Regions from separate parts of the Homo sapiens genome. Here region 2 is linked to region 1. Evidence: read pairs that join two places in POLR2A ChIA-PET (ENCODE). Cell type or tissue: PC-9. All regions are shown on one strand.

The links. Peaks named below come from ENCODE experiments on the same cell type or tissue, not always from the same donor. Only the 100,000 strongest peaks of a DNase experiment are listed, where the experiment ranks them.
Region 2: POLR2A ChIA-PET joins it to region 1 with 22 read pairs; 5 of 35 experiments call an interaction of 5 or more read pairs at or near these places.

The regions. Positions count from the first base shown.
Region 1 is chr3:4,737,925-4,745,924 of GRCh38, reverse strand. All of the region lies in intron 44 of ITPR1 (inositol 1,4,5-trisphosphate receptor type 1), which reads right to left. Among named protein-coding and RNA genes, the nearest start is that of EGOT, 9.7 kb to the left of the region's middle. In PC-9, no CTCF peak of the experiment used is centred here; DNase peaks (open chromatin) are centred at 1,214 and 4,094; H3K27ac peaks cover 3,287 bases.
Region 2 is chr3:5,029,414-5,037,413 of GRCh38, reverse strand. No RefSeq gene overlaps it. Among named protein-coding and RNA genes, the nearest start is that of BHLHE40-AS1, 53 kb to the right of the region's middle. RefSeq lists an enhancer at 5,265-5,766. In PC-9, no CTCF peak of the experiment used is centred here; no DNase peak of the experiment used is centred here.

The DNA.
Region 1 (8,000 bases):
GAAAAAGAAGTCTGATGACTGCAAAGCTTCTAGCTTGGGTATCCTTGGCTGGTGGTGAGTCCACTGAGAAAGCTATGGAACACGAGAGGGCAAATAGAATGGAGGAAGGGAGATGACAGTGTCATGGGGTCCTGCTAACTTATAGCTAACACAAGTGGAGATGCCCATCAGGGATTTGAGCAGAAATCTAGAAATCGGCAGAGAGGTGGGACCGAGAGCTGTATCTTTGGGAGGTGTTGGCATAAATGGCTGCTGGAGGCCTGGGCAGTAGATGAGATTACCCAAGGGGATCGGTAGAAAAAGAAGGCAAACAGGCTGGAGATGGGGCCTCAAAACATTTCAGATGTTTTAAGGTCAACCGTATATGCCCTGAGAAGTCCCTGTGTTTACCACTAGGAAAACGTTTGTAGGAGGCACAGAAATAGCACAGCATTAAGCCATAAGGGAGTGACTAACCTGAAACCATGATGCTTTGGGGTAGGACGGTCAGAGGGGGCTCACAGATCCAAAGTCTGTAATCGCAGGTGTCTGGACTCTCAGGCTACATATACAATTTCCTAAGGAATGTCCTGCTTTGTCTGCGTCCCGAATCTGTGTTGAAAGATAGTAAACTGGGGTGATGGAGTACATCCTGGCAGAGGCTATGTGGGGAGAGCAGAGATGACTCTAGGGAAGAAAACGTCTTTTAAAAAACAACCCTGTCTGCTCCCACCAAAAGGAAGAAAGAAAAGAAAGAAAAAAATGAAGGAAAAGGGGAAAGGAAGGGAAGGAAAGAAGGGAGGGAGGAAGAGAGGGAGGGAGGGAAGGAGGGAAAGAAAAAAAAAAGACAGTGAGAAAGAGAGAGAAAGAAAGAAAACACAGAAAGAGAAAGGAAAAGAAAGAGATAAAGAAGAAAAGAAAGGGAAGGAGGAAGGAAGGAAAGAGAAGGAGAGAAGGAGGGAAAGAGGGGAACGAAGGAAGGAAGGAGGGAGGGAGGGAAGGAAGGAAGGAAGGAAGGAAGGAAGGAAGGAAGGAAGGAAGGAAGGAGGGAGGGAGACAGAGAGGGAGGAAGGGAGGGAGGGAGGCCCCAGCCTGTTTCCCTGAATTCCCATTTATTAGCTGAGTAAGTGGCCAACATATCTTGGGACTTAGGATATTGCTCATCTGGTGAATATTTACTTAAAAATTGCCATACCAGGGGATGAGGAGCACAGAACAAAGGGGAAATACTGTGGTTCTTTCCCTTAGGCAGTTTAACATCTACATAGTAAAGATTAAACAAACCCTAGGGTCAGCAAACATTTTTCCAAAGGGCCAAATGGTAAACATTTCACACGCTGAGGGTCATTGCAGCTATCTGTCACAACTACTCAACTCTGCCCCTGAAGCAGGAAAGCAGTTAGGACAATCCCAAAGGAAAAACTGCAGCTATGCACCAATAAAACTTTATCTACAAACACAGGCAGCTGTCTGGATTTTTCCCGTGGGCTACCATTTACTAATCCCTGAACCTCCAGAGGAAGACTGACCAATCCTCTGCCTGGCAGTTCCCAAGAGGCATCTCACACTCGGAAGTCACTAAAGAAAGTTAGGAAGAGCACAGACCTCTTGCTAGACCAGAAGGAAGAGAAAGAAATAAGGAATATCTGGACCTGTTGAGGATTCAGTGGGATAAAATGAATTGATGCCTCACTTTACAAAAATTTCCAGGTCTTCTCTGTCATTTTTCTCTGCACTTTTAGTAAAATTTTGGAGACTGTGGAAAACCTGAGGTTCTCTCTGAAGACATCTCCTCTTAGAAACAAATTCCTAGCCAGCGTGGTGGCTCACGCCTGTAATCCCAGCACTTTGGGAGGCTGAGGCGGGCGGATCACTTGACGTCTGGAGCTCAAGACCAGCCTGGCCAACATGTAGAAACCCCGTCTCTACTAAAAATACAAAAAATTAGCTGGGCGTGGGGGTGGGCACCTGTAGTCCCAGCTACTCAGGAGGCTGAGACAGGAGAATTGCTTGAACCCATGAGGCGGAGGTTGCAGTGAGCTGAGATCGCGCCACTGCACTCCAGCTTGGGTGACATAGTGAGACTCCGTCTCAAACAAACAAACAAACAGACAAACGAACAAGAAACAAATTCCTGCTTCTAGGTTTCGCAGAAAGGAAGGAGATTAACATTCTGCTTCCAAAGTTCTTCCCCTCCCCCTTCCCCCTCAACAACTGTAGTCCTCTCATGGAAGGCCAGACAAGCAGATGTATGTAACTGTCCACTTCTGCCCATATTGTTGGCTCTGCTACTCAGGAAATAAGAAAAATCACGCTGGGTCTCCAGCTCCTCTGGAAGCATGAACCAGGATGCACATTCTCCCCTGGGACCACCTCAAAGGGATTGTGCCTCTTATCACCAACCTGGAGGGACTCACAGATGAATGATGCTGACAAGTCTTGCAGTAATTTCTTGCCCCGAACTGGGAAACTGAATGCCAGTAGGTGCATGCATTACCTACTGTCTGCCGTCACTCAGAGAGCTGCGCTAAGGATGACCAGGGCAGAGTTGTGGGAACTGCCATCTTCTTCTGCAGGAGGGCTCACTCAAGTCTGATATGCCTAAGAATGTAACGACTTTTGAATTTTGAGCTTCCTCCTTAAGACCTGGATTTAGACCAATAATCCTCAAGGACTCCTGTTCAATAACAGTCCAGTTTCCTGGGAATGGTGAAGAAGGGTGTGAGGTGTTCAGGTCAAAGGCAGATAAAGTAGGAGGAAAGGAAGAGAAGGAGGGAAAGAAAGGAAAGGAAAAAAGGACAGACAAGACAATGGCCTGGGCCAGGGAGCACTTCAAACCACAAAGAAGTGACTAGATTGCTGTTTTTCTTTCTGCTTCATCCCAGAATGTCTCTCATTACTATTAGTGGCAAAAACCGCAATTACTTTTGCACCAACCTAAATAACCTGTACTCAAGGCAATGAAATTTCCCAATGTCCTGGAGTTCTAAAATCATTTTTAATATACAGTCAGAAGGACTTGGGTCAATTGAGTGTGAAAATAACATAAGACAGAGCGTCCCCCAGGCCTGCTGGATGATAAACCACTATGCAAAAATAGAAAATATCAGAAGTAGGATTTTAGACAGAAAACACATTTCACAAAATACAGCATGTATTTAAAATAAATAAAAATATTATTAATTAGAACCGAGCATGGTGGTCCGCACCTATAGTCCCAGCTACTCAGGAGGCTGAGGGAGGAGGAATGCTTGAGCCCAGGAGTTCAAGTCTAGCCTCAGCAACATAGCAAGACCCTATCTCTTAAAAATATATATGAACAAATAAAAATAAGAACCACATCATCTTGAGATCTTTGTATTGGCCAGATGCCACGTGAGGTGCTTTCTATAAATAGTCTGTGAAAACATCTCAGGAGTTCTCTGAGGTGGGAACCGTCACCATCCTATTCTCCAAGTCAGGAACCAGTGGGATGAGTGAGGTGGACTTCGCCAGGAGTCCTGAGGTGGGCATATAGGAGGCAGGGCTTGAGCCCAGGCTGTACCCACACCACAGAATCAGCAGCCCTGGCAGCAGCTCCACTTGTCTACCGGACCACACACTTTACCCTCATGTTCTTCGTAACTCCATAAGGAAGGGACTAGGCTTTTCCAACCCTCATTTTGCAGATGAGGAAACTGAGTTTCAAAGTGGCCCTGACAAACCCCAAGGTCACTGAAGGCTGGCAGGGGCAGAGCTGGAATTCCAGCACAAATATTGTGGTCTGGAGGCCCGCAGTTGATAGGCTCTCTCCTTCCAGGGGGTCCTCCCTGAGTCCCTAACCTTTACGCCACCATTTCTCAAAGGAGCCAAGCTGGTCCTTGAGCCAACCTGGGGTGGCTTTGCTGACCCCTCACAGCTTCCGCAGAAGGGCAGTGTCTCTGGGGACGCCTGCTGGGGACAAGTCACTGCCTCCCTCTTTCTTTAATGCCAACAGCTCTCGAACCCCCACGTGCAGGAGGAGAGCTGCCCTGACTCCACTGCTGGCTTCACTCCTTTCCCACATGGATAAAACCTGAGGTTAGAAAACACCGCTCAGAAGTGACTCATTCCTGACTTCCCTGCCAAAAACAACACCCATTTACGTAACTTGCTCACACACCAATCTTTTCCTCCTCCTCAGGGTGACTGCCCTGTCAAACCAAGGCTGATCTTCCTCACAAACTGGCCTTCCATTTCCAGCAGAGGCAAATCAAATTGCCCTTTCCGCCCTCATCTCTTTGCTAACTGGGGTCAGAGATAGCCCAACCAACGTGTCCCTCCCACACTGTGTTGGTGACTTCCGGAAGGGATGTGAGATTTCCTATCTAACACTTGTTCTTGGGCTGATTTCTTAAGCCAACCTCAAAAAAAAAAAAAGAGTGTGGTGTAGGAAAGGCCTCATGAACCAGGGATCACTCTCTCTGCTGAATTTGCAGGCCAGTTTCCTGACGGAGCACTTCTCACATTTTCCATCTCTAGCTGCTTACGTGCAGAAAAGAAAACCCTTTTCGGGTGTGTCTGTAGACTAGACTTTGGCATAGGAATAGACGTGGGCAGCCATTTGATACATGAAATTCCCAGTGCTTCTGAAACCAGAAGCAATTAGTCCAAAAAAATGTTTAACTATCTATCCCCATAATGTGCTAGGAGGTTCTCTATGGTCATGTCAGCATATATATCCCAAAACATCTGTATTGGCTTAAAAAAAACAAAAATAAAAAACGAGGTATGTCCAAAGATAGCCTGTCCTCCTCTTCATTCCAGGTAAGGACAGCCCCTGTCCTTCTGTAAGGAAGAGGAAGCGAAGGGAACTTCCCCCAGGCGCTGGTGGGAACATCTTAGGAGGAAGGAACATAGAAATTGGCAAGGACTCGAAGGACGGATATGAAAGTGCCGTGAGCCCTGCTGAGCCCCATGTGTGCCAAAAATTAATTCATAAGCAAATGCTTATTTTATAGTTTCCCACTTGCTACAAAACATCAAGCCACAAGGAAATATTTCTTCTGGGGGCTGACAGGAAGCGGGTGGCACCAGAGTGGGGAGAAAGAAAGCCGGAAGTTCTCTTCAAGACAAGCGTGATCCTATCACCTGACAACGTGTCACCCGTTTCTGGAAAATCCACGGGCTGTGGTACTGTCTCCTTGTTCCCATAAGCGGAGGGTTCAATGTGAAGCCTGCTCTGATGGCAGCCAGGTAGGAGAAGTCTGGGAGTCACGATCTACCCTCAGATGTTATCACCATTGCAGGAGCCGGGGCAGGAAGAAAAGATGCTGGGAGACCTGGGGACACCACCCCTGGGAGTCCATTATGCCAGACTGGGAAGTAACCTGTATTTGGCTTCCAGGCATTTCAGGGCTTTAGGTGATGATGTGATGGATGACAGGGTTTCATAATAAGGGAGCAAACCCTCCATGAGAGTGCCTAGCAAGCACTGTATGTCATTATTTGTGGATTCCCATAAATTGAATCCTCTAGGGTCTGGACAATGAAATCTAGAATTTCTGGAGTGCTGTGATTCCCAGTGAGCTTATCCTAAGGCAGGACTGAATTTTCTTACAACATCCAAAAGGAGAAAGACAAGAGTCAACACTTTTGCAAAGAAGGGATTTAGTATCCAGGGAGATCCAAACTCCTCAACTGCAGAGACAATGGTGTCTCCCTTTCCTGCAGCTGTAGCATCCAGCTTGGGGGCCTGGCTGACCCATGGTAGGTGCTCAATCGATTATAATGGGGGTGGTGGTGAGGAAGCCAGTCCCCAAAGGTGGTCCCCAACAATTCTCTCTTTTTATACATGTACCCTCCTCACAATAAGAGGTGGAGTTTTTCTCCCCGCCTTTGAAATGGGGCTGGCCTCATGTCTGGCTTTGACCAATAGAATGTGATAGAAGTGATATTCTAGGAATTCTAAACCCAGGCTTTGAAAAGGCTAGTAGCTTCCACTTCCTGCTTCTTGAAACACTGTTTCTCAGAACCCAGTCACCATGTTCTAAGAAGCCCAAACCACACAGAGAACCAAGGCACTCCAGGCAGTACCCCCAGCTGAGCTCTCAGCAAAGGACCAGCACCAATGGCCACAGTCATATGAGTGACCACGTAAGCTGTTCTAAGACCAGTCAACCCCCTGATGGTTGCAGACCCAGCCAAGATCACACAGAGCAAAAGAACCACCCAGCTGAGCCCAAGCTCACAGAATCATGCTAGGCACCAAAATGGCCATTGCTTTAGGCTATTAAATTTTTAGGTGGTTATTCAGTGACAGATAACTACAGGTGGAGGTGGGACGGACAAGAGGTACAGGATATTTTATCATGGGTTTTGTCCAGCTCTGGAACTCTGAGTAAGTCATAACCTCCTTGAGTTTCTGTTTCCTTGAGCCACTGTGCCCAGCGTTCCCTAAATATTTTAAATCTGCAGTTGGTTGAATCCACAGATGCAGAACCGACAAACACAGAGGGCAGACTGTATACATTTCTGGAACTGTGTAGGCCTGCCTGCTTCCCTGCAACTCCCCTTTCTACCACCTGTCATCAGGAAACATGGATCTCAAGAAGGCCAGCTGACCACAGACCCATTTCCCTTCCTGAGACCCTCCATGGTGCACCGAACAGGAAGTGACCGTGCTCCACCAGCTCCGGCAAGAACCCACCATGTCTTCAGTGGAGCAAAGCATCTCAGCAATCATTAATTGCCACACTGTGGTCTTAGCCCAAGTCAGGCTCACTTCCCAGCTGGCCACTTACTACTCTGAACCAACTTCTCAACAGCAAGACGAAACTCTGAATCACTCCCCCTGGGGCTTCAAGGTTCCTGTCCTTAACTGGCCCCAGACACAACCCTAGTTCCACATCATTTTCTCCAGAGAAAGAGAAGCTTGGGGCCAAGGGGCTCTGACAAGTCAAGTCTAGGCTAGAAGGCATTTTCCTGGAACCATCGGCCTCCTGTGAGACACTGGGTTAGACTGGGCCCCCCAGGGGTCACAGAAGCGGGGAGGAGAAAACAGCATGTGCGTGCGGCCACACCCGCACCCTTCCATCCTGGCATGGATCCACAGGCCCCCACACCACCCCTGCGTTCCCCCAAGAGAAAACATCCCTGCTCCACACGTGGCTGAACTGCGGTAACTCCATCATGGCATTTCATCTACAGCCTGGGTGTATGAGTAATAAATGTGTGAAACCATGAAACTAATATTCATAATGACCTTACAAGATAAAGAACTTGAAGGAAAAACAGCTTCTGTGTGCCTGGCCGTCACCATCAGGGTGCTCCGTGAAAAACATGGCATCTCACCAGAGCCACAGACATCGTCTCCCCAGGAGCCTCAGTGCTGGCGGCCCTCAGCCCCACCAGCCACTATACTTCATTGTTAGTCCTTAATTAATGGTGCCTTTGTGCACCTGGTCATCCCGATGCCAAGCCCAGAACCGAATGGGGCCTCTGACTTCTCTTCCACGTCTAATCAGACGCCATTTCAGCCAACATTTACCAAGTATCAGCAGGTCCAGGCCTGGGCCTGGTGCAAGGAGTGACAGGGTCTCTGTTTGTGACATCCTGTCCCTCACCCCCACCCCTTTAGTCCCAGCAAGGTTCAGAGTCTCATTCCCTGCCCTCATTTCTTTTATTTGTTGATTGACATATAACATAGGTACAGTAAAGCACACTAATTTTAAGCATATGGCTTACTGAGTTGTTGTTTTTTTTCTTTTTTAAACTTTTATTTTAAATTCAGGGTTGCAATTGCAGGTTACATAGGTAAGCTTGTGTCACTGGGGTTTATCACATAGATTGCTTCACCACTCTGGTATTAAACCTAGTACCCATTAGTTATTTTTCCATCCTCTCCCTCCTTCCGACCTCCACCTTCCGAAAAGCCCCAGTGGGCGTCGTTCCCCCTATAAGTGTCCATGTGTTCCTGTCACTTAGCTCCCACTTATAACTGAGAACATGCGGTATTTGATTTTCTGTTCCTGTGTTATTTTGCTAAGGATAATGGTCTCCAG
Region 2 (8,000 bases), 290 kb before region 1:
ATTTAAAATATGATCCCTTGAGGAGTTCAAGTAACTGGTTCAGGTACAAGTACTAACATGCGGTGGGAGTGGGATTTGAACCCAGGACTCACCTGACTCTAAAGCTGGGGTGGCTGGGTATATTTCTATGCGACTCCATGGCTCTCTTTGCTACTGACCACCTAGCCCAGAAGGATGATAAAGTGGAGCCCAGGAAGGATATGATCAATGCAGTTAATTTTTATATCACTGTGGTCAAGACACAAGGCGGGCACCTCCTTTGTATGTGAGCCTTGGAAACGCTTCTTTTTAAACATAACACAGTCATTGCGTGTTAGAGATGATTTAATCTGTTAGTTGAGTGAGCAATCGAGGAAGACGTGGGTCTTTGGGGTTCAAATGAGGAGGCATGACTGCCTGGTAATCAAATTGATTGCAGTGAGCTAGCTTCCCTTTTCTCTTGTCTGTAGAGACTCTCTAATCTCTTTTTCCACCCAACCCCCACTTCTGGATGCCATTGTTCCCTAGAAGGAGAATCTGGGGACCAAAAGGGTGAAGGAACCAGCCATGGCCACCTTGGAGCCCATGATGTTATCAGAAGGGAACTTGGCCCCGGCTCTCTCCCTCCTACACTCAGGGGCACATCCATGTTCCACGACTGTGTCTGATGTTTTCTTAAAATGCTCCAGGTGTGAATTGTAATAGTAGTAATAGCAATCATATTCTTGATAACTTTTATTGAGCAATTGCTATACACAGGCATATACATCATCTCACACAACCTGCCTCCCTTGTGACTATTACTGTTAGCCCATTTTACAGACATGGCCATTAAGCTCAAGGGAAACTGGGTAACATATCGAGGTTTCTTGCCCAAACTCACCCACTTATAAACAGCATGACTGATATTTCAACTTTGGCAGTTTGACCTAGATCCCAGCTATCTTGATATATTAAGGAACAAAACAGGTTTCAAAACAGTGCAGGATACTACAGCAACGAAAAGGAACAAACCTTTGACATGTGCAGTGACACAGATGACTCTCGCCGTAGTTATGTGAGGGAAAGAAGCTACGTTTTAAAAGTGTACAGATTATATGATTTCATATACATGATACATTCGATTTACAAAATTCTAGAAAACGCAACAGAAAACAGAAGGATGGTTGCCAGGGGACTGAGAGGGCCAGGAGTGAGGTGTCACAAAAGCATGAGTAAACTTTTTTTTTTTTTTGAGACCAAGTCTCACTCTCAACCAAGCTGGAGTGCAGTGGAGCTATTAAGGCTCACTGCAGCCTCGACCTCCTGGGCTCAGGCAATCCTCCCACCTCAGCCTCCTGAGTAGCTGGGACTACAGGTGTGCACCACGACGCCTGCCTAATTTTTGTATTTTTTGTAGAGGCAGGGTCTCGCTATATTGCCCAGGCTGGTCTCGAACTCCTGGGCTAAAGCAATTCTCACCTCAGCCTCCCAATGTACTGAGATTACAGGCATGAGCCACTGTGCCCAACCCAGCATGAGTAAATTTTGAGGTTGATGGAGTTCTCTGTTCTTTGATTGTGGTGATGGTTTCCCAGGTGCATGCAAATGTCAAAACTCATCAAATTGTAGACTTTCAATGCACGTCATCTGTTGTATGTCAATTTTATCTCAATAAGGATTAAGAAACAGTATTATGCATGATTCAGCACACCAACATGGCACATGTATACATATGTAACAAACCTGCGCGTTGTGCATAGGTACCCTAGAACTTAAAGTATAAAAAAAAAGAAAAGAAACAGTATTATGCGTGATTATGGTTTAGGTTTTTTTAAATTATTTTTAATTTTTTTTAGTGGGGCTCAAACTGGTTTCGTTTCTAAGGAAAAATTACATAGATACACATGTATACATACATTTATACATATTATAGGTAATACATACACATATAAAATTACATATGATAAATATTAATGCATAACTAAAATATATAAATTATATATAAAATATATGTTATATATTTATATATGACAACATGACTCACAAGGCCACTGTGCAGTCTAGTCCCAGACCCCCTCCCCAGTGTCATTTCTCACCACTGCCCACCCCACCCTCCAAAGTGGACCACAGGGTATTACTTTCATTTCCTCCATCGCCTCATGCATGCTCTGCTTCCTGGCCTTCTCATTGCTATTTATTTCATCTGCCTGGAACACTCTCCCACCCTTCCTTGATTCTTTAGGCCTCAGCTAAGGTGTCCTTTCCTCCTTGAACCCAAAGTACCTCCCCTTTGGCACCCAGTATTGTAATTGTTTAATACCTTTTTTCTATTGTTACCCTGTATGTTCCATGAGGGCAAGAGACCCTGTGTCTTTTGCTCATGGAGGTGTTCCAAATACATAGCACATAATAGGTATTTACTAGAGAGATTTCAAATGAAAGACCAAAATGATGGGTTTTTTTTGTTTTTGTTTTTGTTTTTGTTTTTCAAGACCAAGTCTTGCTCTGTCACATAGGGTAGAGTGCAATGGTGAAATCTCAGCTCACTGCAACCTCCACATCCCGGGTTCAAGTGATCCTCCCCTCCTCAGCCTCCCAAGTAGCTTGCATTACAGGCGACTACCACCATGCCCGGCTAATTTTTTTTTTTTTTTTTGAGATGGAGTCTCACTCTGTTGTCCAGGCTAGAGTGCAATGGCACGTTCTCAGCTCACTGCAACCTCTGTGCCTCCTGGGTTCAAGCGATTCTCCTGCCTCAGCCTCCCAAGTAGCTGGGATTACAGGCGCATACCACCACACTGGCTAATTTTTGTATTTTTAGTAGAGATGGGGTTTCCCCATGTTGGCCAGGCTGATCTCGAACTCCTGACCTTGTGATCCACCCGCCTCGGCCTCCCAAAGTGCTGGGATTACAGGTGTGAGCCACCGCACCCGGCATTTTTTTGTATTTTTTTTAGTAGAGATGGGGTTTCCCCATGTTGGCCAGGCTGGTTTTGAACTCCTGACCTCTGCTGATCCACCCGCCTCAGCTTCCCAAAGTGTTAGGATTATAGGCGTGAGCCACTGCACCCAGCCCAAAATGATATTTTAAAATCTTAGTGAAGAACCACTACCACCACTACCAGTATATACTAACATATTATATATATACATATATATATATTTTTTTTTTTTTTTTTTGAGACGGGGTCCCACTTTTTCACCCAGGCTGGTGTTCAGGGGCATGATCCACGGCTCACTGCCACCTTGACCTCCTGGGCTGAAGAAATCCTCCCACCTCAGCCTCCAGAGTGGGACTACAGTGCATGCCACCATGTCTGGTTAACTTATTTTTATTTTTTTGTAGAGATGGGGGTCTCACCATATTGCTCAGGCTGGTTTTGAACTCCTAGGCTCAAGTGATCCTCCTGCCTCAGCCTCCCAAAGTGTTGGGATTATGGTCATGAGCCACCGTACCCATAATATATATGTGTGTTTGTGTCCGTGTGTGTGTGTGTGTGTGTGTATGAGATAGGATCTTGCTCTGTCACCCAGGCTGGAGTGTGGTGGTGTGATCACAGCTCACTGCAGCCTCGACCTCCTAGGCTTAATTGATCCTCCCACCTCAGCCTCTCTAGTAATTGCGAGCACAGGTTCGCACCACCACATTCAGCTAATTTTTGTATTTTTTTTTTTTTTTTTTTTGACATGGAGTCTGGCTCTGTCGCCCAGGCTGGAGTGCAGTGGCGTGATCTCGGCTCACTGCAAGCTCCGCCTCCCGGGTTCACACCATTCTCCTGCCTCAGCCTCCTGAGTAGCTGGGACTACCAGTAGATGGGACTACAGGCACCTGCCAACACGCCCGGCTAATTTTTTTGTATTTTTAGTAGAGACAGGCTTTCACCACGTTAGCCAGGATGGTCTCGATCTCCTGACCGCGTGATCCGCCTGCCTCGGCCTCCCAAAGTGCTGGGATTACAGGCATAAGCCACCGCACCCGGCCAATTTTTGTATTTTTTGTAAAGATGGGGTTTTGCTATGTCGCCCAGGCTGGAATTGAACTCCTAGGCTCAAGATCCTCCTACCTCAGCCTCTCAAAGTGTTGGAATTACAGGTGTGAGCCACTGCATCCAGCCATATTATATATTCTTCAAGATGCAGGCTAGCATAATGTTAAGAATGATTATTAAAATAACATGACACAAAGTGGTTAAGAATAAAAGAGTCATTCATGGCTGGTTCTACCAGTTGCTAGCCAAGTAACCATGGGCAAGTTACTTTATCTCTCTGAATCTCCGTTTTCTTCCGTGTGTAATCAGGACAGCAATATTCCGTCAAGGTTGTAACGTTTCAGTCAGATAACACACAGTAAGTGCTTCGTATGGAGTGCCGGCTGTAGGTTATTATTATACTGGTGCTGTCATTCAGATCAATTGAATATGAACTGTTAACTGATACCTCCCATTTATCTGGAGCTCTCCATTTTACAAAGCATTTCTCATTTAATACCCCAATTATGCCTCACAGGAACCCTGGAGGGAAGGTGACACAGATGTCATTATTACCCATTTTAAAAGGAAGCTGGGGCCCAGGGATGCTAAATGACTTCACTCAAATGGTAGATAAGGTGAACAGTGGCACCAGGAGCTGACCCTGAGTAAGGTAACGGCTCAGGGCCCTTTACCAAGGGTGGAGTCTTGCCTACTCTTTGAAACACAGAAATGACTGAAGGCCCCTACTTACCTCCTCAGCGAAGTCCCTCAGCTGGAAGTTCCTGGGATTTGGTGTTCTTTCAGTCACCAGGCCTGTCCTGTTCCCACCATTTTATCTCAACTGCATCTCATCTCAGGCAGCTGATAACTTTTTTCTTTAATTTTTAATTTTTATTTATTTATTTAGAGACAGGGTCTCACTCTGTCATGCACGCTGGCATGCACTAGCATGATCACAACTCACTGAAGCCTCAACCTCCTGGGCTCAAGTGATCCTCTCACCTCAGCCTCCTGAGGATTTAAAACTATAGGCATGAGCCACCACACCCAGATAATTTTTTTTTTTTAGTTTTTTTAGAGACAGGGTCTCGCTATGCTTGTCCAAGCTGGTGTCAAACTCCTGGGCTAAGGTGATCCTCCTGCCTCAGCCTCCCAAAGTGTCAGGATTACAGGCATGAGCCACCTCACTGAAGTTGGTAACTTCTGTCTGCTCAGCTCTAACATGGAAATGGTGCAACACAGTTCCTTCCCTTCAGTCTCCACCCCTAAACCCCCAAATCTCTTTCACCTAACACAGGCCCAACTCCTAACCCTGCCTTCCCCACGCACACACACAATTTTTTTTTTTTGAGACAGTTTCAATTTTGTTGCCCAGGCTGGAGTGCAATGGCATGATCTTGGCTCACTGCCACCCCCGCCTCCAGCGTTCAAGCGATTCTCCTGCCTCAGCCTCCCAAGTAGCTGGGATTACAGGCATGCTCCGCCACGCCCAGCTAATTTTTTATATTTGGTAGAGACGGGGTTTCACCATGTTGATCAGGCTGGTCTCAAACTCCTGACCTCAGGTGATCCACCCACCTGGGCCTCCCAAAGTGCTGGGATTACAGGCATGAACCATCGCACCTGGCCCCCACACACAATTTTTAACTAGGAATGATCTACTAGCCCCTTTCTTCTTCAGGCCCCAGCCTCCTTCCAAGTTCCTTGACTCTCCTTTCTCTCCCTCACATTTTTCTGCTCCTCTATTTCTCTAGATTCATCTCACTTTGGGCTGCTCCTTTTGCACAAAAATACTCAAATCTCTCTTTTGATTAGACAAAGCATTTTACTTTCCTACACCCTCCTCAGGAATGACATGCCTTGGAGAACGTCAGCGAGCAGTGCTTAGCTAAAGAAAGGCTCACCTAACTCTGTTCCCACCCTTTGATCTCAGAATTTGGGAGATTAGGCTTTGTTTGTCCCAGCACAAAGTGTGTGTGTGTGTGTGTGTGTGTGTGTGTGTGTGTGTGTGTGTGTGTGTGTCTAATTACCCCCTTCCTTCCTGCCTGCCTTCCCTCCCTCCCTCCCTCCCTCCCTCCCTCCCTCCTTCCTTCCTTTTTTTGATGGAGTATTGCTCTGTCGCCCAGGCTGGAGTGCATTGGCGAGATTTCTGCTCACTGCAACCTCCACCTTCCAGGTTCAAGCAATTCTCCTGCCTCAGCCTCCCAAGTAGCTGGGACTACAGGGATGCTCCACCACACCCGGCTAATTTTTTTTGTATTTTCAGTAAAGACGGGGTTTCACCATGTTGGCCAGGCTGGTCTCCTCAGGTGATCTGCCCACTGCAGTGTCCCAAAGTGCTGGGATTACAGGCGTGAGCCACCACACTTGGCCTCTTTTCTTTTCTTCCTTCCTTCCCTCCCTCCCTCTCTCTCTTTCTTTTCTCCCTTCCTTCCCTCCCTCTCTCTCTTTCTTTTCTCCCTTTCTCTCTCCTCCCTCCCTCCCTCCCTCCCTTCCTTCCTCCCTTCTTTCCTCCCTTCTTTCTTCTCTTTTTTTTTGAGACCTAGTCTCACTCTGTCGCCCAGGCTGGAGTGCAATGGCACGATCTCGGCTCACTGCAACCTCCATCTCCCAGGTTCAAGCAATACTCCTGCCTCAGCCTCCTGAATAGCTGGGATTACAGGCACGTGCCATCACGCCCGGCTAATTTTTATATTTTTAGCAGAGATGGGGTTTCATCATGTTGACCAGGCTTGTCTTGAACTCCTGACCTCAGGTGATCCACCTGCCTCGGCCTCCCAAAGTGCTGGGATTACAGGCGTCAGCCACCACGCCCGGCTTTCTTTTTTTTCTGGAAAGATGGGAGTCTCCCTATATTGCTCAGGCTGGTTGTCTTGAACGCCTGGACTCAAGCAATCCACCCACCCGTTTTGGCCTCCCAAAGTGCTTGGATTACAGACATGAGCCACTGCGCTCAGCCTGATTTTCTTTCTGACGTTTAAAAACAAAACAAACCAAAGAAAAGGATACATTTCACATATAACCCTCGTTCCATGCGTCTCTCAAAAAATGGGAAGAGTCAACAACTGAGTGTGTTCAATCAAAATGGCGGCAACAAGTTAAAGTTGAGTAGCTGAGTAATGGCTGCCCACTTTGGCCAGGCAAGATAGCTTGGCCTTCTTCTTCTCCAGAACCCACCAGCCTCTCTTGTTTGTGTGACCACTCTAGCTGCTGGAAGCTTTTGAGATTGTAATCCCTTGTTTGGCAATGTAACCCCAAAAGCAGAGGTTTTACAATGTCAGTCTTCTTTCTTCCCTTTCATAAGTGGAAAGACCCAGTATAGAGATTCATTTTTCCACTGACGTAAATTATACTACCACCCCAATTTAGATTGCAGATGCAGTTACAAAGAGTTTGGTTTTAAATATATTTTCCACCTCACTGCATAAATGTTATATGGCATATTTAGAAATCCTGCCCCCACCCCCAGTAAAGGTTTCTTTATGAAAACTGAAATTCCCACCATTCAACTATCTACCATGCTTTGAGATTTGGGGATGATTCTAGCTGATTCCAGAATTATAGCTGAATAAGCATAATACCTGTCTTCTGAGTAACTTTCAGCAATGTAGCCCCTAGCATATCTAATTTAATGCTTGTTAAAGGAATTGCTTTTTTGTTTGCTGTTTGAAACTCAATGCGTATTTTCAAAGCCAGCTCCAATTTCTCTTAGGGCCTGACACCATTTTTTTCTGCCTCTCCCACTTTGCAAATTAGCTGACCCTCAATTTCTTTCAGTGATCCTTAGTCCCAGCAGAGAGGAACTGGTCCTAATTGCATAAATTTTCTCCCTCATTGCTGACATTGAACAGCCATCTGATTTGCTTTCACCTGAGAGGTCTCAGGCAAGCACCATCTCAAAGGACAGGGGAAAGTCTAGAGCAGGCGTTCTCCAGGTGTGGTTTCCAGACCAGCAGCATCAGCATCATTTGAGAACTTGTTAGAAATACAGTCTCAGCCCTGCCTCAGATCTATGGAATACAAATCTGCACTTTAAAAGGATCCCCAATTGATTCATAAGCACATTCA